Linked DNA regions of Mus musculus: region 1 is linked to region 2. Evidence: chromatin loops called from intact Hi-C (ENCODE). Cell type or tissue: left cerebral cortex. All regions are shown on one strand. Links, peaks and the distances in the headings refer to the core of each region. The heading gives the core; the rest is flanking DNA.

The links. Peaks named below come from ENCODE experiments on the same cell type or tissue, not always from the same donor. Only the 100,000 strongest peaks of a DNase experiment are listed, where the experiment ranks them.
Region 1: it touches region 2 in a loop (2.1-fold over the local background); 12 of 42 quality-filtered maps call a loop at or near these places.

The regions. Positions count from the first base shown.
Region 1 is chr4:108,349,789-108,361,523 of GRCm38, forward strand. It overlaps Gm46889 (a long non-coding RNA gene), which reads right to left and starts at 1,409. Exons shown (of 2, transcript XR_001784545.1): 1 at 1,132-1,409. RefSeq lists an enhancer at 11,230-11,735. In left cerebral cortex, for the core only: no CTCF peak of the experiment used is centred there; a DNase peak (open chromatin) is centred at 4,586.
Region 2 is chr4:108,453,918-108,465,652 of GRCm38, forward strand. It overlaps Tut4 (terminal uridylyl transferase 4), which reads left to right and starts at 5,493. Exons shown (of 31, transcript NM_175472.4): 1 at 5,493-5,722; 2 at 6,100-6,283. Gm40223 (a long non-coding RNA gene) reads left to right here. Exons shown (of 3, transcript XR_868001.2): 3 at 216-250. In left cerebral cortex, for the core only: CTCF peaks have their summits at 6,854 and 9,537 (motif pointing left); DNase peaks (open chromatin) are centred at 5,510, 6,017 and 6,803; H3K4me3 peaks cover 2,984 bases; H3K27ac peaks cover 1,742 bases.

The sequences.
Region 1 (11,735 bases), core at 1,397-9,396, 100 kb before region 2:
AGGTGTAAATCAACTAAACCCTTTCCTCCCCCAAATTGCTTTTGGTCATGGTGTTTATTACAGCCACAGACACTACACTAGGACACCCCGCGTTTTCAATTATATACTGGACCCTGCAAATTATGTAGTTTGTTTCTGTAGCTGCTGGGCTCTGGAGTGAAAGGCATCTGCTCCGGACCTGCAGTGGTTCTGGGATCTGTCAGAGGCTTGTCAGTTCTGTGAGCCCATCATTTAGGTTAATGACTGAGTCACCAACAGACAGGAAGGAAGCTAGCCACAGCCACACCAGGCAGGTCTGGTTGCTACTGCAAATCTCTTCAAGATTGTAGAGATTACCAGGGAGAAGCCTGGTGCAAGACAAATTCTGGGGATCAAACTGGAAACCACAGAGGAGAAATGTGTGATGTGAGGGGTCTTAGGCTCAGAAAGACTCCCTAATAGCCAAAATGTAATCACAATATGCAAATTAGACCCCCAATAAAGCTGTCAAAACGCGACTGCGATGTTGGCAGCTGATAGAGACAGAGCAGTTCCTGTGTGAGAAAGTTGAGAAAGTTACTGTACCTCATGGAAAGGAATGCAATAGCAGCTTGCCGCTGCACAATGGTCTCCACGGGAGGTTAAGTCCTATCTCCACCACTTGTTAGCCATGTGTGTGACTTGGGGCAAGTTATTTGGCCTCTCTGACCTTCCATTTTATCACCTCAAAGGTAAGGAAGAAAATATCCCCTCCCCTGGATTTGTGTGAGGATAAAATTTACATATATATAAACTTGCTAGTAGAACCAACATAAATGAAGTACAACAAGCAGTGTTAGTCATTTTATCTAATCCTTAGAACAACTCTACAGTATGGGAACGGCACAGAGTCCCCCTGTAAACGGAGTCTTGGTGAGGTAAGTGGCTTGCCGTTCACAGCACTGAAGTAGGTTCTGTCCTAAAAGTTAAGTCAGACTTCATGGCCATTATCCTAGAATTTCAACCACAGTAGGTGTCTAACCAATGTTCTCTAAGCCTCTGGGAAATGAGTATCAGACAGATTCCTCTCTGAGCCTTCAGAACCAATCCCATTTGCTCCCTCCCTCCCTGCAGGCACAGTCCACGCTCAGTCTCTCTGGCCTCTGAACTCACCTCGGTCTGCTAGTCTCGGCCCCTCACATCTGCACAGCATTCCACGGTGTCATGTTCTCACTTTCTGTGTCTCATTGTTTTGTGGCCGCCTTCCTGGCACACAGCCCAGTGTGCCAGTCCTCCAGACAGATCCCAGCCAGCCAAGGCTGCCGGCCCCCAGAGACCATCGAGCCACATGGGAAGGGGCTGTGCAGTCTAAACACCAGGAACTCAGGAGAGGCTATGTCTGGGTGTGTTTGGAGTCACTCGCAGAGTGTGGTAACAGAGGCAAGGCCACAGGGCCTGTCCACTCTCCTACTTAATGTAGCTCATGTGAGATTCCAGAGTTCCTCACTCTGCTCCAGACTCTGAAGTTTGTCCATTGTGCCTAGGAACCTCCATGGTCCTTTATAACTACTGAGGGCTAACCCCTACAGCCTGTCTCTGTGACAGGGTCTTTTGCCAAATTCCCAGCAGGGCTTCTATGCAAAATTACCACAGGAAATACAGGAGATGGACTGGGGCTGCAGCTCAGTTGGTAGAGCGCTTGATAAGTCTGCCTGACACCCTGCAATTCATCCTCAGCACACATGTAGTGGTATATGCCTCGAAGCCAAGCACTTGGAGGGGTGGATTGGAGAGGATCAGGAGTTCAAGGCCAGCTTGGGCTACATAAAACCCCGTTTCAAAAATGTAAACCAAAAATCTGAAGACACAAAACAAATTACCCGAGTTTAATACACTTGGAAGATCACTCTTCATCCGCTGCTGCTGAGGGACCAAACCCAGCCCAAGTGACCCATTGGCAACAACAGCCACAGCCCACAATACTGAGCCTTTTAAATTTTTATAGCAATGTTGTGAGATAGGTACATTTTTTTTTCCCGAGACAGGGTTTCTCTATAGCTCTGTCTATCCTGGAACTCACTTTGTAGACCAGGCTGGCCTTGAAATCAGAAATCTGCCTGCCTCTGCCTCCCCAGTGCTGGGATTAAAGGCATGCACCACCACGCCCGGCGATAGATACAATTTTTGTTCAGCTTAAAGAATTCAATTATATTTGACATCAAAAGACTAGAGAGAGACAGAAATAGAAAAATAGATTTTATGCTAAATATAGAGTGTATACTCAGCATCAAGCAGGGTTAGAGTGTCAGAGGCGAGGTAAGCTGACTGTCCCTTCCATGAGTCCCAGTGGCCATGTGTGAGCATCTTGCACACTGCGCATGATTGTAGTGGTGCTGCCCTTGGGCAAGTCAGTCTTTTCATCAGTTCTCACACTAAAGGAATTGTAGCCTATTCCATGGGCAGGGGAGGAAAAGGCTGTGTATGTTTAGTGACATTGCTCTGTTTTCCTTCAGGGGTGAAGAACGAAGAGACTTTACAGACAGGATTTTAAGCCATGTGTGGTGCTGCATATCTGTAATACCAGCATTTGGGAGGTAGGAGCAGAAGGATCAAGAGTTTAAGGTGTCTGAGGCTAGCCTGTGCTACATGAAAGCCTGCCTCAAAAAAAAAAAAAAAAAAAAAAAAAAAAAAAAGCTGGGTGTGGTGGAGCATGTTTTTAATCCCAGTACCCCAGAGACAGAGGCAGACAGATATTTATGAATTTGAGGCCAGCCTGGTCTACAAAATAAGTTCAAAAGCAGCCAGGGATGTTACACAGAAAAACCCTGTCTGGAAAAAAAAAAAAAACCAAACCAAAAAAACTCCCAAGGGGGCTGGTGAGATGGTTCAGTGGGTAAGAGCACCCGACTGCTCTTCCGAAGGTCCAGAGTTCAAATCCCAGCAACCACATGGTGGCTCACAACCATCTGTAACAAGATCTGACGCCCTCTTCTGGAGTGTCTGAAGACAGCTACAGTGTACTTACATATAATAAATAAATAAATCTTTAAAAAAAAAAAAAAAAACTCCCAAGAATAATTTTAATTTTATACAACTTTGCAGACTAATCTTAGATGAGGTAGTTTTGTTGTGGTTCTCTCTCACTCTCTCTCTCTCTCTTTCTCTCTCTTTCCCTTACTGGGGATGAAATAGAGAACCTTAAGTGTGTTAAATTTATTCTCTTCCAACGGGGTTATACTCCTGGCTTATAAAAGCAAGTGTGTGTGTGTGTGTGTGTGTGTATGGGGGGTGGTGGTACTGCAGAGATGGCTCAGCAGTTAAGAAACTGGTCACTCTCTCAGAGGACCTGGGTTCAAGTCCCAACACTTACATGGCAGCTCACAACCATCTATAACCCCAATTCCAGGCTATTTAAAGTCCTCTTTTGGCTTCCATGGGCATCAGACATGCAAGCAGTATACACAGACAAAAAAGTCTGTACACATAAAATAAAAATATTAAAAAACATCAGGGCATGGTGGCACATTCCTTTAGTCCCAGCACTTGGGAGGCAGAGGTAGGAGGATTTCTGAGTTCGAGGCCAGCCTTGTCTACAAAGTGACTTCCAGGACAGCCAGGACTATACAGAGAAACCCTGTCTCAAAAAACAGAAACAAAACAAACAAACAAACAAAAATATATATTACAAAACAAACAAACAAAGCTGAAACATTTCATGTGAGGACCAGAGAGATGGCTTAGCAGTTAAGAGCATTGGCTGCTCTTCCAGAAGACCCAGGTTCAATTCCTAGCACCCACATAGCAGCTTACAACTGTGTACAATTCCAGTTCCAGGGGATTCAACACACTCACCCAGACATACATGCAGGCAAAACACCAATACACATAAAATAAAACAAACAAAAAACCATTTAATGCTACATTCAACATGTCCCTGGAGGTCAAGGGACAACTTGTAGGATTCAGTTCTCTCCTCCCACCATGTGGGTTCTGGAGATGAAACTCAGTCATCATGCTTGGTGGCAAGTGCCTTTACCTGATAAGCCATCTCATCAGCCCATACACAAACTGAACTGTAACCCCAAATTAGACCAGTCAGGGCTGGAGAGATAGCTCAACAGTTCAGAGCACTGACTGCTCTTCTAGAGGTCCTGAGTTCAAATCCCAGCAACCACATGGTGGCTCACAACCATCTGTAATGGGATCTGATGCCCTCTTCTGGTGTGTCTGAGGACAGCTACAGTGTACTCATATAAATAAAATAAATAACTCTTAAAAAAAAAAAAAAAGGCACTGACCGCTCTTCCAGAGGACCAGGTTACGTACGATTCCCAGCACCCACAAGGCAGCTCAAAATTATCTATAATTCTAGTTCCAAGAAATCCAACACATACATGCAGGTCAAACACCAATGCACCTAAAGTATATAAATATAAAGTTACATTTTTAAAAAAATGAAACCAGTCTTTTCAGTTTGCCTCAGACTACACTAAAACTAAGAGAGTTCCAGGCAAAAGAGGAGACACTGGCTGCTCTGCCGCAGGGAGGGAAAGCATCAGAGTCTGTGGGAGGCTCTGCTGAGAGCTGTCCTCTGTCATTCTTTGAGTCTTTCAGGAAAGAATCTCAATGGTCTGGCACTCTGAGGCCGGCTGTGCCTCTTCTGAGGAACAAGTGGTTTGCTTTTACCTCAGGGACACTGTGACCTGCGCAAGCGACGTGTTTCCCTTTTTACCTTGGTTGCTAGAGTCTTCAGAGCTAAATATATGACACAGTCTTAGCTGTAGGGCGCAGCGCCTGTGCCAGTCTCAGTCCAGGCTCCATTTTGTGCCTCGTTTCTATCCAGTCTCCTCTTGACCTGTCAATCTTGATTTATCTTAAATGTCCTCTGGGTCAAGACAGGGTAAAATTAAATAGCTCTTAACTTAGAGTCTAAGGACTCTGCCAAGAATCCTCATTGAGTATTTGAAATGATATATAAAATTTACATGTAAATTTTTCCCCAAGGAGAAGAAATCATGTACTTTATCACTTTTAACATTTTCTTCAAGGAGGTTTACATTCCCCAAAACCTTAAAGTTATTGATCTAAAGAATGAAGAAAAGAATAAATGCTGGTAGGGGGAGATGTTTTAGTTGTAGTGCTGGCTGATGGCGTGGAATGGGGGTGGGGCAGAAGGTCCCTGGAACATTAGTGTGTCAGAATGTTAGCATGTTCTGGAGTGTGGCTAAGTCCCTAAAAATCCCTTCCAGGTGTCCTGGCACTCTCCTGGCTTGGTTACATCTCAAGGCTTCAGTGTGAATCTCCAACATGGCCTCACTCAGTACCCTCTAAGGGCTCCTTCATGAACCAACTGGTGTAGCTGAGGCTCTAGCTCAGTTAGCAGAGTGCTGGCCAAGCATTCACAGAGCCCTGGGTTCAATCCCCAGCATCCAATAAAAGTGACATGGTAGCACATGAGTGTAGTCCCAGCACTGGGAGCTAGAGGAAGGAAGGTCACAAGTTCAAGGTCATGCCTGTCTAATAGTGAGTCTAATAGACTAGCTTGGGATATATGTGACTCAGAAGAGGAAGGGGACAGGGGAGGCAGCATCAACTTACTGCTGGAACTGCTTGCTAATGGCACTTGCCTGTTTACCTATCACTTTCTGACTCTGTCCATTCTCTTTGGAAGTGTTTCAGGTGTCTGGCTAATTCAAAGCCCTGGTGGACTTTGTGTACTTCTGTGACTTCAGTGCCTGCACAGAGTACATGCTAACCTTCTGACGCTCTTGGGGAACCTCTCCGAATGCTGGCAGAGGCATATGGAACACGTGTGGTTGGGGATAGGGTCTATGCAACTCGGGACCCTTGAGTTTGGTCAGAAGCAGGGCATTAGCAAGAGTTATTTGGAGCCGATGAATGATTTATTACCAGAGAAAACTGGTCTGAAGCCAAATCCTGGCGCTGGGTAGGGTGGAGCCTGATATTCCAGAGCCTGGATCTCAGGGGAGTGAAGAGAGGACATGAGATGGGGGCTGGCTTCTTGTTCTCTTCTCCATTTCTTCCTCTCCTCTTCCAGGCAGCCTACTGTCCATGCCCGGGAGTTAAAAGATTGGATTGGAGAAGACAGATGCACAAGTTGTAACAGCCAGTGTGGCCAGTGTCAGGACACAGAAGCTGTGAGGCTTCTGGAAGACCAGAGGAGAATCCCAGCTGGTGTGAGAATCCCCAAAGTTCACACACCCCCTGCCCCGGAAGGGTTGGGGACAGGGCAAAAGCACATGGAAGTTTCCAGGTGCTGAGGTGTGGGCCTCAGGTCAAGGTGTTAACAGTCACAGACTGTCCAGTTCCTTGGGCTGTGCGTGTTTGGTCTACCCGAGTCTAATTACCTCCAGGTTTCTGTCCCCAGCTATTCCAATAACCCACCAATTTAAGTCCGTGGCAATCAATTCCAAGCAGGAGAGGATAATTGACTCTTAACGTGTGCGGACATTTCCTGATTGTGAGAGAACAGAGTCTTCTGGAGGTGCAGCGGGTTCCTTTCTAGCCACCCTGCTGCCCTGTCCTCTCACGTTAGCCAGCTCCTATACCAACATCTGGATAGGCGATGCACGTCTCTGATGTCCATCGTAGTCCCATGGTGACCAGGTGAGCAGTTTTGAACCGAGGCAGGAGGATTGCACTCAAACGTGAGCTCCTGTGTGTGGCCCTCATCCTTGACGCCCTGAGATGAAGCACAGGTCTTCCTTCCTTCCTGAACTCCACTTTCCTGCCAATGACAAGGGTGATCAGCTGCAAACACAGCCCAGGCCTCTTCCTGCTTTGCTGCTCTGCAACTGGACACGTGCTTTGCTCAGTCTGAGGCTCTGAGGGGTCTGGACGCTAGAATGGACCCTGGAAACAAGAGCCCTGGGTAGGATTCTGGCTCGGGACTCCAAAACTGAGGCTCCAGTGAGCAGAAAGCACCACGGTGAGCATCAAGACAGGAGGTGCTGGTGCTGGTGGGAACTGCAGAGGAATCACCTTGGATCAACATAAATGTGGTTGTGGCCAGGGGATAGAAGCCATCCCCAGAGTCCCAGGTCTTTGAAAACCTTCTCCAAGCAAAATACTCCTAGCAAGAGCTCTCGCTGGGGTGTGTGTGTGAAAATCAGCTCTTAGCCATATCATAGCTTATGGGGCTCCTCCACTTCTGTGAGCCTGGGTGACAGCGAATAAATCATTCAGGGCCTAAGTCTTTTTATCTATAAAATGGACTATCATCTGGTTCAAGGTCACTGACTGCTAGGGTGGACAGAGGGTCTTGGGTCATCCCATATCCAAATTCTTTTCCTGTTTAGAGGAATCGGTGACTATCCCCTGACCCTGTGTGATCCTGGATTTGTCAAGTTTGAATATGGTGAAAATGAAGCAGCAGGGGGAAGCCAGTCAGAGGTCACAACAGGTGTCTGCAGTGGACAAGAGCCCACCATGCAGCAGCGGCCAGCAGTGACCAGCACGGGGCTGACGAGAGACATCTCTGTGGTACATTCTATTTAGACGTCTTCCTCCCTTCACTCCTTCCCTTTTGTCTTGTTTCTGTTTTTGAGACAAATCTTTATGTAGCCCAGGCTGGCCTCAAACTCCATGTGTAGCCAAAGATGACCTGGAACTCCTCTGCCTCCCAAGTGCTGGATATCAGATATCCTTTCTATCACAATCCATTATTGTTGGCCACTGTATAGTTGAGCTGTTTGATCATAACTTTCAGAACAACCCTGAGTCTAGGGGACAGGAAACTGAAGCGATAGGATGAGTATGAATTTATATAAACAGAAGGAACAGTTCTCTCATACCTGAAAGGCTGGTCTTTGCTCAACCCAGGAGGCTGGGCTCCTCCGTAGTCTCAATTTGGCACTGAGAACCTGGTAGATTCCTTGAAAGCCGCTGGTCTCTCAAGCTTGACGGGAATCACTGGTTCTAACCTCAGCGAATGAATCATCACAAGCAACAGGGTAAATCAACCCGGCGGCAAGAGGGAAGGCCAGTGGAGCAAAAGGTGTACGGTCTTCCCTTTGCCATGATCTTTTTATCCAAGATGCCACACTTGGGGTGGGTCTTCCCATGACAATTAAAGCCATCAGGATGGTTTTGCAGGTGAGGTCCTCTACTCTAGTGATTTTTTTTTTTGTTTTTGTTTTTGTTTTTTGAGACAGGGTTTCTCTATGTAGTCCTGGCTATCCTGGAACTCACTCTGTAGACCAGGCTGGCCTTGAACTCAGAAATCCGCCTGCCTCTGCCTCCCAAGTGCTGGGACTAAAGGCGTGCACCACCACCGCCTGGCTACTCTAGTGATTTTAATGTGTGTCAATTTGAGATGAAAACCAACCTTCACACTCTTAGACCGAAGAGATGAGAAGCTAGCTTGATGAAACCCTGTGAACGCTGTGGGCTGGGATCCTTATGTCTGAGTAGTGCAAGGCTGGAGCTGGCGGTGTCCACACATGCATGTGAACTCACAGGGACATGTGCTGTTGTCTTTTCATTTTGTGAAGTGGTCCCATCAGAACACATGGGTAGCTGTTGCAGAACGTCGTCCTCCAAGCGTCATGTGAAGCCATTTCCCCACCTAGGATACAGCTGGATGGTGTTTTTCTCACAGAAGGGGGAGGTGGGGAGGTCAGTAGAGCATCACCTGAGATTCTAGTTGCTCCCCTCCAGGCACTCAGCCTCACCTGTTTGCAATTCTTCTCCAGCTGCATGGGGCCCCCCAAGGCGCAGTAATATATAGTGTGTGGGAAATTTACTGAAGGAGGGGACTCCACGCTGGGGTGAGAGCTTTATGTGATGTGATTTTGTTGGGGTCTCCCAGGCATCTCAAAGCAAGCCCAACAAACATTAGTTCACTGAGCTGGCCTCATTCCTTTGGTGCCTATCTGAACAGCCATTGTTTACAGCTCCCCGGGAGGTATCCACAAGAGGCTGGTTTATTCAACCCCTGGGGTGCAGCAGTCTCCTCCTACAAGGCTATGGGGACAGAACTCCAAGTACCAGACAGAACCTGCAGAGAGAGAAATGCTCCTGCAGCCGGCGATCTGGCCTGGGGTGTAGAATAGAAGAAAAGATGCTTAGGGCTCATGACTTAGGTAGGGGTGAGGAGGGGACAAATGAGTTAGGTAGGGGTGAGGAGGGGACAGGTAGGATCCTCTGCTCCCAGGCTAAGTGAAGGAGGTTTTAGTTCCAGAAACATTGACAAAGTAGCTTAATTGGAATTAATTGAAGGAAGATATGCCATGAATATGGATAGCACAGACAGTGCGGGCCCCCGAAGGGAGGCTGGCTGGGCAGCGGGGGACAAGCTGAGGACATGAGCTAGTTTCTCACTCCATGGGTGAGCCCAGGTGGTGGACAGCCACATAGCTGCTTCTCCCTAGTGGCCCACCCTTTTGACCTTAGTGCCCTCCCTGTACTGGCCTCCAGACTTGGTTTTCTCAGACTGATAGAAGAAAGTCAGACCCTGGACTCTGAAATTAAACTCTGGCTCTGGATGCCAGACTCGCACACTTTCAGTAATGGACCTTTGCTAGCAATAGACTATTTCAAAATCAATGTAACAAGGGGGAGGGGGATGGAGGGGGAAAAACCCCTGATGTTTGTTTATTTTTAGTTTACATGCATGTCTGTGTGTGCCTGAGTGCTTGCATGTATACCAAGTGTGTGCAGAAGCCCGAGGAGCTCGGAGGCTGCTTCAGATCCTCTGAAGGTGTTTGTGAGCCACCATGTTGGTGCTGGCAACTGAACCCAGGTGACCACTCCACATCTGAGCTATCCTCCAGCCCCTAATGTTCATTTAACAAGAATGACATATGATAAGCACCTCAAAATTTGTACAGTCCTTTCACATCTGTATGGTTACCGTACAAGTGTGACAACTTCAGATTAATGTGCAGGAGACAAAAATAGGTTTAAGGGATTGAGAAACAGCCTTGCAGGACAGGCTGTTTTCCTTATGTCAAGGTTTTGATATTCTTGTCTTCTAGAGTTACAGTTCTAACTACTTGGTACCTTGTATCTAAATTCTCTCTATGTGTTGGGTAAATTTGGCCTGGTCATAAATGGTTTTTCTTAATGCACTCTGGCATACTGCAAGACTCAAACATAAGATTATCATTGTTGCCTGCGCATACTGGGAGCTGGTGCATTCGGAGATGGCTTTTTGGCAGGTCTTTATCATCCAGCACTATTTCAGTTCACAAAGGACTTGAAACAACGAGTCCAAGAATAGATTTAAAGTCACTAATGTAAGGATTGAGCTTCATGTCATTTGTCGTTTTAGTCAGAACATATTCTGATTTTCTTATAAGAAAAAAAATTTGAGCTAACAAAGATAGGAAAGGGGGAAAAAAAGAAATAAGTCTAGGTGGAGAGGAGGCCCAGCCTGCTGCACGCAGAAGGCCGAGTGTGCATGGCGGAGGGTGTCCGAGCTTGGCGGCAGGCGGAGCCAGGAGCAAATCGCTTAACGTCTGGGTCTCAGCTTTCACTGATACCGTATGCGAATAATAATTCCTGCCTGGGGAATGTTCTGGATATTATCAACCCTAGAGGGAATCTGCAACTAAGAGAGATGGCGTGGGGGGAGGGGAGCGGAAACACAGGAAGCTTCGAGGGGCTTGCGGTCTCCATGGAAACGCACCGGGAGAGAGGTGGGGTGGAAGGAACCCGGAGTGAGGCGGGGAAGATGGTTTGCACAAAGGGAGCTCCTTTTCCGAAGAGAAAGACACTTGAAAATGGAGCCCTCGCCTCACCACGCGCTGATCTTGCCCTAAACTTGAGAAGGAAGGAATCATCTCGCTCTTCGTCACCGTCTAGTTAATTTACCAGTCTTTCCCAATAGGTTGAGAAGTCTATCAAGAACAGAAATTAAAATGATTTTATTTCTTTGTTCTCAGAACTCAGAGCAAAAGATTTGAATGTGTGTTGGTGGGGCTAGAAATGGACTAAAATCTTTGTTTTTAGTCTTACATTCTTTGTATTTATGTGCATGAGTGTTTGCCTACATGTTTGTACCCCTCATGTGTATCTAATTCCCGAGAAGGGGGTCAGATTCCCTGGAACTGTATTCACAGATGGTTGTAAGCCACCACGTTGGTGCTGGCAGCTGAACCTGCATCCTTTGGAAGAGCAGCCAGTGAGTGCTCTTAACTGCTGAGCCATCTGCATTCTAGATGGTTCCATCTTTAAAATATGAAGTCAAAGCCAGATGTGGTGGTTCACATCTGTAATTCCAACTCTTAGTATACAGAAACAGGAAGATGTTCATTTTGTGGCCAGCCTGGGTTTACGCAGACCCCGTCTCACAAAGAAACAAAGACACTTTGCTTTGTTTGAGACCATCAAATACTGTCATGTTCCACCCAGGTCAAATTCAACTAGATTTCCTCCACAAAGGATTCCAGATTACTTCTTTTTCTTGGTGTTAGAATCTGCGCTTTAATGGTCCTTATTCCACACCTTACATCTACCTGATAACTTGGACTTCTTTTAGGGGTTCTCCGGTCAAGTTTACTATTTATTTGAGTGGGTCCCTATTGATAGGATCCATTCCCAGGAGGGTCACAGCATGAGGTCAAGCAACACCCTCAAGTAGACCATCCACTGGGGTGGTCCGTGAGGTGTGGCAAGGTGTGCAAGAGCCAATCACAGCCCTGGGAATGCTCTCCATGAGCTGTCCAGGTGGCTCTCCTGGATACCCTTACAGCTTGGCTTCAGTTGCCTCAGAGCATAGAGCAGAGAGTATAGTGGCCTCCTCTGAGATGAGG
Region 2 (11,735 bases), core at 2,192-10,191:
TTTTGTTGTACAAAAATTAGTTTTGATTTGATTATCTCCCAGGTTTATAGATTTTTTTTCCCCAAAACTGACCTATAAATTTAGGATAAAGAAAGGCTCTTAAAAAAAATCAATCAATCAATCAATTAATCTTTCTCTCTCTCTCTCCTTCCTTCCTTCCTTTTCTTCCTTCCTTTTCTTCCTTCCTTTCTTTCTTTGATTTTTTATTGAGACAGGGTCTCAATTGAGGCGGATTTCTGAATTCGAGGCCAGCCTGGTCTACAAAGTGAGCTCCTGGACAGCCAGGGCTATACAGAGAAACCTTGTCTCGGAACCCCCCCCCCAAAAAAAAACCAAAAAACAACCCCCCCCAAAAAAACCCAAAAAAAGCCAAAATAAAAAACAAAACAAAATATATTTTACAAAGATTTATGTTTTATTTTATCAGTGAGTGTTTTGCCTGCTTGTATTTATGTTCAGTGTATACGTGCTTGCTGCCCTCAGAGGTCAGGAGAAGGAGTCGGATCTCTTGGAGCTGGAGTTACAGATGATTGGGAGCCACCATATGAACGTAGGGAATCAAACTTGGGTCCTCTGGGAGAACAACCATGCTCTTAACTGTTGAGTTGTCTCTCAAGCCCCTAAAGAAAATTATTTTTATTTTAGTCCCTAAGATGTGGTACTAGATTAGCTCCATAGAACCATAATACTAATGTCTTTTAAAAATCATCTTTTTTTCCTTATGGGTTTCTGTGTGTGTGTGTGTGTGTGTTTGTGGTATGTAGCACGGGGTGGGTGTGCCACAGTGAGGGTAGAGGTCAAAGAGTCTGTTTTCTCCTTCTATTGTGTGTTCAAGAATCAAACTCAGTCAGATGCTGGCAGCAGGCACCTGTACTGGTTAAGCCATCTAGAAGGCCACTTATTTTTGAGGAAAAAAAAAAATGTCATTTTGGGGAAAAAAAAAAAAAGACTTTCTAATACTTTAAGTAAGTGAAAGGGCGTAGTGTTACTTTCTGTTTCCTGTTTTTAAAGTTCCAAATCGAGAGTCCTCTGGACAGACTCTGATGAATCAATGTAAGTGTACATATGTGCCCTGACAAGGGCGTATGAAATCCAAACTGAGGCAGGTGAGACCCTCAAGTTTGAGAAGAGGATTAAAGAAAAAAGTTTAGTTGTTTTATATCCTCTATCTTGTTTAATTTTAGGAATGCAAAGAGCCACAGACAAATAGTCCTTTACACTGTCTTCTGGGTGAGCAGACAGACCTCAGGACCCCACCCCCACCCTTGATAATGAAGGTCTAACCCAGGGCCTTGAGCATGTGAGGCAAAGTCATCTATCGCTGAGTTATGCACACACACCCCTGCCCTGAACTTTGGTTTCATTATGGTCTTAGTAAAACTAAACAAATTTTAAACTTTGAAGATATTTTCTTGATTATAGATAACGAACAGGTCAACAAGTTTTGGGAACTTCTTACATTTCAGAATTGTGTGCTGGGATTACAAAACAGAAGAAGACATAGTTAGGACCACTGTATTGGTGTGATGCATTCTTAAAAGATTTTTTTTTTAATGTGTGTGTGTGTGGCACATGAGTGTCACAGTGCATGTGTGAGGGTCAGAGGCTCTCTCCTCTCACCACATACATGGGTCTTTAGGATCAACCAGCAGGTCTTTGTTTGGATAGACTTATCTTTTAGGTTTATCTTTCTTGCTCTGATTCTCACCAAATTGACCTTATATTCACTGATAGGGTTTATTTTATTTTAATAAGTTTTCGTTCTGGGTAGGATTTGGTTGTCCTTCAGTGGTTCACAAATTTAGATGCTTTGCTCCCGGTAAGGCAGTGTGATACCAGATGGAACCTTTGGGGAGGAGAGGGTGGGTTTGAAAGATGCCTCACAGGTAAGAGTGCTTCCTGTGAAAGTAAGGGGACAGAGTTCAAATCTCCAAGAGCCATTTGCAAGTCAGGCAAGGCCTTAAGTGATTCTACAATTAAGGAGTAGAGAGAGCAAAAGAGAGATCCTGGGAGCTCACTGGCCAGCCAGGTTCAGTGAGAGACCCCATCTCAAAAAATAGGGTAGGAGATTGAGGAAGACTCCCAGTGCCCTTGTCTGGCCTCTGTATGTAAGCAGGCACACAGGCAGACTGAGCAGTCCCTGCCTTTGTCCCCCAACAATTTAATTTGAAAAAGGAGGTTGGGCCTAGTGAAAGATCAGTAGCATTAAAGGAAGTGGTTTTCTGCTAGGGCTGTTAGAAATGCCCGAGCCTAGTCCTATTTCTGGATGGAGCTAGGAAAGCCTGTTCTCTTACATAATTTTCTGCCACCATGTGACACTATGTCTCACCTCAACAGAGGCCTAAACCATCATCAGATCTTGAACTTTGAACCTCAAAATTGTGAGCCAAGTAACCCCCTTCCCCCAGAGATAGAGAGTAAACACCGGGACTTTGAGCATACTGGGCAAGCAGTCTGATATTGAACTACACTCCAAACCCTAAACCTCCTTTCTACATAAGTAAGCTACTTCTGGTATGTCATTTTATTAATAGAAGCTGAATAACATAGCCCCATTATCTAAGAAGATAACAGATAAAAGTATCGGTTCACTAGATAATTCTACTTCTCATTTTGTAGACAGAATCAAACTTTAGCTGGAAGAAAATTTCACCTTTTAGGATGAAGCAGAGTTCCTGGGACATCTAGATGGGAAGTCTAAATTTAAGGCCTTAACTACAACCATGGGACTGTTCCTGAAAGTATTACAGGTTCTCTGAGTATTTTCACAGAGCAGCCTGGGATTTGTAATTTTTTCAGTACTCTGTAGTTCAAAGCAAAGAACATAGACCTGGCATTCAGGTTCTGTCTTTGATATATTTAATGAATGCTGGCATTGGTTAAACCCTGTATTTCCTCATTCTTCCTGTCAGAATACCAGAATTATCTAGTTGTAATGATAAATAGGAGTATGGCAGCCCAAGCATTCAACTCAGCAAATATGGAGGCAGTGCAATACAAATATAAGTATTTGTGCTTAAGATTATAATCTATTGGTGACCGACAGGTAAAATAATTGGGATCCAGAGATTGGAGAGAGTGTGATGTTTGTGTGATCAGATTTAGTAAAGGACACAAGAATAAAGGGGTACGGCAGTACATACCTGTGATCCTAAGACTTGGAGTTCAAGGTCATCCTCAGCTACATGGCTAGCTGGAGGCCAGCTTGAGCTACCAGAGAGCCCGTCTTAAGCAATAACAACAACTAAATAAGAGTTGGATCTTGAAAAATAGGAAAAGGGAGTTATCTGGAGACACAGGACTTTCTCATCTGGCTGAAGCTTTCTTGTAGACTCAATATTTTCATACTGTAGACTAAATGTTGTCTGCTGAATCATAAACATGTGTTTGGCACAAAACAGGTAATCCTTGAAGGTCTAGGGTCTATCTCTTCTGATGGAGGCTCGCCCACATAGAATTTATCACATTCTCTAGTGTATTTGCCTAACTCTTTGTTAATATGCTCTATTTTTTTTTTTTTTTGAGACAGGGTTTCTCTGTATAGTCATATGCTCTATTGACTACAGGTTAATAAAACTACCTTCCTTGCTCAACAGTGAGATTTCTGAACAGCAGTCTGTGTAGTTTGTCTAGGCACTGAACTATGATTTGCTTATACTAAGTAATCAGGAGTTCAGTTGAATTTGGTCCAATGACATTAATATCAGTGAGGAGCGTGTTGGTAATCCTTTTAAGTGTGTCTATCAGCTTTACGTTTTCATTATTCTCTTTCCAGCACTGAGGATCAGACTCGGAGCCCTTTACATGCTAGGCAAGTACTGTTACATTGAGCTGCTATCTGCCCAAATCCTGGTTTTTTGAGACAAGGTCTTACTTGGTAGCCCTGGCTGCTTTGTAACTCCTTTTCATATTGGCCAAAAATTCAAAAGATCCACCTACTCCCGCCTTCCTATCCCCTGCTGGGATTAATGGTGTACTCCACCACTCCACCATACAAGTCGTTTATTTATTTAAACATTTTATTAATTCTTTGTGAATTTCACATCATATGCCCCCACCCCACTCTTCTCCCCATTCCTTCATATCTGTCCTCTGCTCTTCCAATCTCCCCCAAACACCACAAAGAAAGAAAGAAGGAAAAGAAACAAAAAAGCCAAAACAAAAAAATGAACATGTTATTGTGGAAGCTATAAGTCTATTTTTTATTTTTAAAGAGATCAAGGCAAAGACAGGCGGCTTTCTGAGTTCGAGGCCAGCCTGGGCTACAGAGTCTGGCTTTGACCTGGTGATCATCCTGCCCCAGCTTCCAGAATGCTGATATTACAGCTGTAATCTACCACACCTAACATTCGGTTTTCACTTTCATTTCCTCTTCTGTTCTTTACCTTATCTCTCTGAAGTTTGGACACATTTAAAAATGTTTCAGATGAGGCAACTCTGGATTTTTTATTAGTTTGATAATCGCCCCAAGCTGGAAGGGTTGACTGGCTACCCTCTATCCACAGCTCCTGGGTCTGCTGGAGTCAGAGACAGGGGGAAGGGGATTGTCAGAGCATATTTTCTCCTCTGCAAATGGAAGCCATAGTATCTATTGTCACAAGATCATTATGAAGATTAGGTGGTTAAGTGTATGAAGCCTCCTCAGCTCGATGCCTAGAAGTAAGTTGGCAATGCTTGGTCCCTTCTCACTAAGCTTGTTCAGCTTTGGGGATTCTGACGGACATATCATGTGAGAGGTGTTTAGTTCTGGGATGTAGCAGGAAGTCGATGAACTCTGCAGAGACAATTGCCTCTCTGTAGCCTCTTAGCAGCTCTGGTCTGTGAGTCACAAGAAAATTTGTCATTACCTTGTAAATATTTAAGATTCAGCTGCTTCCCTTTATAAAACCCCACGTTTAGTGCCATACACTTTTTCTGCCTAGTAAATATCCACCTCAAGGACTGCAGTTGTGTGATTTGACCAGCTCTGAGTGAAGTAGGAGACTGGTCAAATAATAATCTCGAGGCTTGAGGGCGGGGGGGGGGGGTGTCATTAAAATAAACTAACAAAGCCTTCTAGTCTTCCATGAGTGTAAATTTAAATGAGAGGAAGCTAACACATTTAAAAAAAAAAAAGGAGGAAGGAGGGAAGCCGTTCTTGGTAGTTGTTTCTATGCCCACCTGAAACTAAAGAAATGGTTTTCGAACTATTTCTCAAGATTTCTCTGCTTTGTTAGTCCTGAGGTGATGCAAAACTGGACTGGATGCAAGGGTGAAGGGGTGGGGGGCTCCCTCCTGCTAGCTGCTCGACAGTGCTCAGAAGTCAGGAATGGTCGCGGAGGATTCAAGAAATGCGTGGGCTGTCGGACAGTGACAAGCCCGAGCCTGCACATCTACGGCCTCTCCCTGGGGCACAGCTAGGCAACCTGCCCCCTTTCCCGCCCGGGGGCCTCAGGCAAGGCGCCCGCAGCCAGGGAGCCTGACGTGAGAAGCGCGACGGTGCACGCGACCCTAAGCTCGCCGGCGTCCTCGCGCCGCTTCCCGGCGTCGGCGTGCTGGACCGCAGGACCCTCTCTCTCTCTTTCTCTCTCCCTGCAGGCCCGCTCCAGCCAGCGAGCCGCGGGTAGCTCCGACCCTTTCCCTCCCTCCCTCCCTTCCTCTCTCCCTCGGGGGCCCGCCCGCCCCCAGCTCGGGCGCCGATCGGAGCCCGCGCGCGCTCGCCCGCTCTCCCTCCTCAGCGCGGGTGTGTGCGCGCCGTCCTCCCACCTCCATCCCCTCCTCATTGTTTCCGGGCGACCGCCACGAGCCCCGGAACGAAGCCCCTCCCCCCACGCCCCCCGGTCTACCCCCTCCTCCGCCGAGGTTTGACGGGTGCTTGGGGGGGATCCCCAGAATTAAAGAAGAGGGAGCCCCTGAACCCAGCTCTGGGAGGCTCTGCTCCCCGCCTCCGAGGCTATCTCCTCCCATCCCAATCGGGATCCCAGGCTGGGGAGAGCCTCCGACTCCCCTCCCCCCTCGGCCGGGCGCCACTCTCCCTCAGCCCCCTCCCCTCAGCGGGTCCTCCTCTTTCTCTCGCTCCCTCCTCCTCCCCCTCCCCGTCCCTTCCCCCCCACAATGCAGTTCGCGGCGCGGCGGACATGGCGGTGGAGTCCTGAGCTCGTCGTGTCCTGGCCTCCATCGGCGGCGGCGACGGCGGCGGCGGCGACGGCGACGGGGGCGGCAGCGGCGGCGGGAGGCGGAGGGGGAGCCGGAGCCTCTGAGATGAGGAGGCGTCGCGCGCGCCTGTAGCTCGCGGGCTTCTCAGGTACGGGGCTGCGGGCCGCCGCGCTGCGCGGGCTGCCGAGGGGGTGTGCTCGGCCGCTGAGCCCGGGGGCCCCCAGCTTGTCCCCTTCAGGTGCGGCGCCTCGCAGGTGTCCGCGCCGCCGGAGCGCGTCTCCGCCGCCCCCTCGGGGCCTGGCACTTCCTCCTGGGCTGGAACTGGCTTCTGGTGTCCCAGGGGAAAGCCGAGGGAAGGAGGGAAGTCGAGAAGGCGGCCTGGGCGGCCTGAGGAGGGCTTTGGGGGGCCGACCTTAGGGAAAGCTGGGGCGCCCGTCCGGCCACCGAAACCTGTTGTAGACGGGGTAGGAGTATCTGAGTTAACGGGATTGGTCTAGCCTTCGCTTAGATCCAGTGCGTGTTTGTCTGTATTGTGTGCCTTTCTTTCACCCTGTGTATGTGTATGTATATATACACTTGTAAACACACACACACACAGCGTGTCCTCCCCGCCATCCCCCGGGCTTGTCCTTGTCGGGAGGGAGCAGAGGTAGGTTTGTGTGGATTTCGTTTCCTGCTCACCCGCCGTCTCTGTCCCCCGCCCCCCAGTCGAGAGGTGCTGGTACTGCGCGCTTTTGACGTGGGTAACTGTGAGATTCGTATTTGTAAACAGACAGCACTTCCCCAGTGTGTCGCACGCCTTCGCAAGTGGTTTCTGATCCTTTTGATATCAGGATTACAAAAGAATGAGGTGGTTAGACCTCAAAGAAGCAGCGGGATTTCTAGTCAGTACCTGAATGGGATTAATTACTGTTATCTTAACGTTGGTTAAACATTTTAAAAAAGAAGATTATCAAACTTTAAAGCAGACGAATCTTGTACCTTGCGTGAGATTTTAGTTTTAGTATACCATGTTTCTTCATTTCGATACAAAAGTAATTCCTTAAACATTTGACGTTCTGCGATCTTTTGTAATCTTAGTGTCCAGAAATGCAATTTGAATTGTGATTTGTTGGAATGAATTTAATAATTAGCTCGCGGAGGTCATATAACCTTTTATATCTATAGATGTATCCCCTCCCCCCTCCAGAGCGTACCTTGGAGCAGGAATGTGTTTGAAGCACTTGGTGAAACAACATACTCTGTTTTGAAAGGAATAAAATAAGATAATCCCAAGTGGATTTGATTATTTAGGGAAAATGCCATTCCCAAATGTTGAATTGTGGCAAGTTTTAAATGTCGACTGCGTGTGTATGCACTTAACATTTTCTTTACTCAGAGCCCATGTGTATCCCCTCAGAAATATGGTGTACACTTACATCCTACTACAGATTAGCCACAACTTGTAAAACTATGAAATATTGTTTGATTTGGCTTTTCTTAAGATAGCTCACGAGCATACAGTGTGCTTTATGGTGCCTTTATAAACAAATTATACGGAGGGCTTAAACACCATCAATGTTGGGAAGAGAAGTTTAAGCTGTTTCTCATTTTAAAAATATTATAAACAAAAGGAAGTTACCTTAACCTCTTAGATACTGTGCTCTTTTCTTTGCATAGTTTTATTTGGCTAGTGTAGAAAATGGTTAAAAAAAAAAAGTAAAGCTTCCTTAAAAGAGTCTAAAAGTGGAAGTGAAAGTGAGTGACATGTTCATGTTTTAAGTATGGTGAACATCTAACCATAGAAAGAAAGTCTTCGTTAGCTTTGGCCAAGATGTTAGTACAGTCAATAAGGTATTGACACATATATAATAAACTTACTTCAAATTTATAAACTGTAACTTACCTAGAATTACATCTGATTTTGGTTAATTTAAGAATAGTGCTTTGCATGTTAAATTTAAGCTTTAAAATGAAATTTTATGACTGTAATTGTAAATACTTTTATAAGGCAGCACTTGGAGGTGATTTGTTTTTGTTTTTCCGAGACGGGGTTTCTCTGTAGCCCTGGCTGTCCTGGAACTCACTTTGTAGACCAGGCTGTCCTGGAACTCAGAAATCCTCCTGCCTCTGCCTCCCGAGTGCTGGGATTAAAGGCATGCGCCACCACTGCCTGGTTTAAAGGTGATTTTTTTATTTGTTCTTATAGAGTGTACATTTTTGTAAAAATAGAGAACGTTTTTTTAAGCTCAAAATTAACCTTGACATACATAAATGCTTATTATCTTGTGTTCTTTTGGGGAGGGGGAGCATTTTGAGACATGGTTTCTCTGTGTAGCTTTGGCTGTCTTGGAACTGGATCTGTAACCCTCACAGTGATCAGACTGCCTCTGCCTCCTGAGTGCTGAGATTAAAGTGGTGAGTCACCACCACTCAGCTAGATTGTGTTGTTGTTTTTTTTTTAAAGATTTATTTATTATTATATGTAAGTTCATTGTAGCTGTCTTCAGACACACCAGAAGAGAGAAGAGGGAGTCCGATTTCATTACAGATGGTTGTGAGCCACCATGTGGTTGCTGGGATTTGAACTCAGGACCTTCGGAAGAGCAGTCAGTCCTCTTAACCACTGAGTCATCTCTCCAGCCCCTAGATTGTGTTCTTTATAATCAGGATCCATGGATAGAAAACAACTGAATTTTCTGACTATGAAAAGATTTGGTTTCAGAGAAACAAGACATTCAAGACTTAACCTGCAAATGCTGATGCTCATAAGTGTTGTTTAGCACAAGTTTTAGCTTTTTATGATGGTACACGATTTAATCCCAGTGCCTGGAGGCAGAGGCAGGTAGATTTCCGTGGGTTTGAGCCAGCCGTGGAGGCATAGTGAAATCTAATTTTAGAAACAAACAAACAAACAAACAAACAAACCACTAAAGCTCACAAACAAAAAGTGAATATTTGGATGTAAAAATTGAGATGTGTTTCTTTCCAGATTAAACTGCATGTATTTTAATTACTGCAATAATGTTAAGAAATTGGTGTCATTTGTAGTTAGAAATATGTTCTTTGTTTTTTTTTTTTTTAAGATTTATTTTTTTTAATCTATATGAGTACACTGTTGCTCTCTTCAGACACACCAGAAGAGGGCATCAGATCCTATTCCAGATGGTTGTGAGCCACCACGACGTTGTTGTGAATTGAACTCAGGACCTCTGGAAGAGTAGTCAGCGCTTTTAACCGCTAAACCATCTCTCCAGCCCCCTGGAAGTATGTTGTTGTTTAAAAAAAAAGGGGGCGGGGCGGCTGGAGAGATGGCTCAGCCATCTGACTGCTTTTCCAGAGGTCCTGAGTTCAATTCCCAGCAACCACATGGTGACTCAACAACCATCTGTAATAGGATCTGATGCCCTCTTCTGGTGTGTCTGAAGACAGCTACAATGTACTTATTTACAATAACAAATCTTAAAAAAAAAATAGTATTCAGGGTGTAGCTTAGTAGTAGCTAGCTTACTTGTCTAGTGTTAGTGAAGTCTTATAATTTCCAGTATAACCCCCAAAACAGGCAAAGGAAGAGACACTGGTTTGTCAAAAGTAGGAGATGTAGATTTATAAAAATGTTAGAGAACTTAGGATAGTTCACATGCTTTTAAATCAATTGTAGGTTTGGAATCGCAGGTGATCATATAATTCAAGGAAGTTTAAAAACCAGCATGTCTCCAAGTGCTTCACTTTTCAAATATCCAAATAGGAAAAAGTACCTAAATGCAAATATTCACAATTCAGATATCTCCATTGAATTAATAGTGTTATTCAGTGTTATCTTCATATAACTTTTTTCATTGTATGTTCATAATTCTGTGTATTGAAGGAGAAAACATTTATTAGACTACTTATTCTTTTTCCAGGTACTGTGCTTTTTTTATGCATTTCTTCACTTGTTTTACCCAAAGCCCCATGAAAATTGTTTATAATGAGGAGTTTGTGATTCATAGGTTGAGATATTTGCTGAAGAACATGGAGTGACAGATTTCAAAGCAGGTCTTTATTCTTAGTATATACATGTCACTTGCTTATCAGATCTAGTGAATATTTTCTCAATTTTATAGAAGAGGAAACTGCCTAAGGTTGATCATTTATTCATTCATTCATACTTTAACCAACATTTCTATTTGTACTCTATACTAAGACATGTTTTGAAAAAACTTTAAATATTGTAATTGAGATCACCATGTGAGGTAATTAACGGTTTGAGTTGTGATTAGAAATGTTTTTTGACTTGTAGTCCCAATATTTTTGTTTTTCTAACTTGGCTTCCTTGCTAATAGCTTCTACAACCTGTAAGGAAGTTTTTCATTCTTTTGATTTGAAAACAGTAGGTTAGGATATTAAGAAGACTATGTAAGCTGTCCTCAAATTCAGAGTTCTGGGATTAAATGTATGCACTAGCATGCCCAGTAGTTTTACTTTTCTAATTGTTTATGTAGTTGGAAAAAGAAAAAGTATACAAGCTTACTGCAAACCAATAAAATTGAGCAAAGACTAACTATACAAAACATCTTATGGCTTACAAAAATTAGGGAAGGCTGGCAGGATGACTCATTGGGTAGAGGTACTTACTGCTGATTCTGACAGTGATCCCAGGGATACATGTGATGCAAGGAGAACACCAACTCCTGCAAGTTGTCCTCTGAGCTCCATTCTTGTGCTGTGGTAACGTGTGTGGAACGCGCGCGCGCGCATGTGCGTGCGCGCGCGCGCGCACACACACACACACAGACACACACACACACACACAGAGATTTTAAAAAACTATAAAGAAGTTAGTGTGAGTTTTAAGAAACTATGGAGAAGTTAGTGTAAAACACATGTAAGGCCCTGAGTTTAACTCCTTGCACTGAAGGAAAAAAACAGATATTTTCTATTAATTACACAAGTCAGATAATTTTAAATTGATACTTGATATAGACTAAGAGTTCATAGTCTTTGTACAAATAACTATCACAAGATCTTAGAAAATTAACTTACTCTGTCCAACAGTCTTTTATATTATTCTTATTTACTGGTAAGGACAGGAGATGTTAGAAGAGTTAAGTACAAATCACATCTAGTTTGCAGCAGAGCCATGATTTGATTTGAGACTGTCCTAGAGTCCGAGTGAGAGCCTCACCAGTACTCCATGTTGTGAGTGTCAAATGTAGTTGCAAAAGGATACTAATTCTGGATAGTTACAGAGCATCAAAAATATTTTGTAAGTCCAGAAAGCAGGAATTATACAGAATTAAAATTTATCCTTTAGTCTTTGTAATTTAAATAATTTTGATTATTCAAATCAGCTAGTTATTAATGTTTAGGTATCTGTTGTGTAGATTTAGAGTACTCACTGGTAATCAAACTTTTTTTTTTTTTTTAAAGACAGGCTTTTACTATGTAGCTTACCCTCAAATTCAGAGATCCCTTGTCTCTACCTTTAGAGTTCTGGGATTAAATGCACGATCTACCACATCCAACAGTTTTACTTTATTTGTAATTTTGTATGTATCTGTGTGGGTTTGTGCACATAAGTGTGATTGTCTGAGGGCTTCAGATTCCCAGGAACTCAAGTTATAGGCAATTATAAGCCA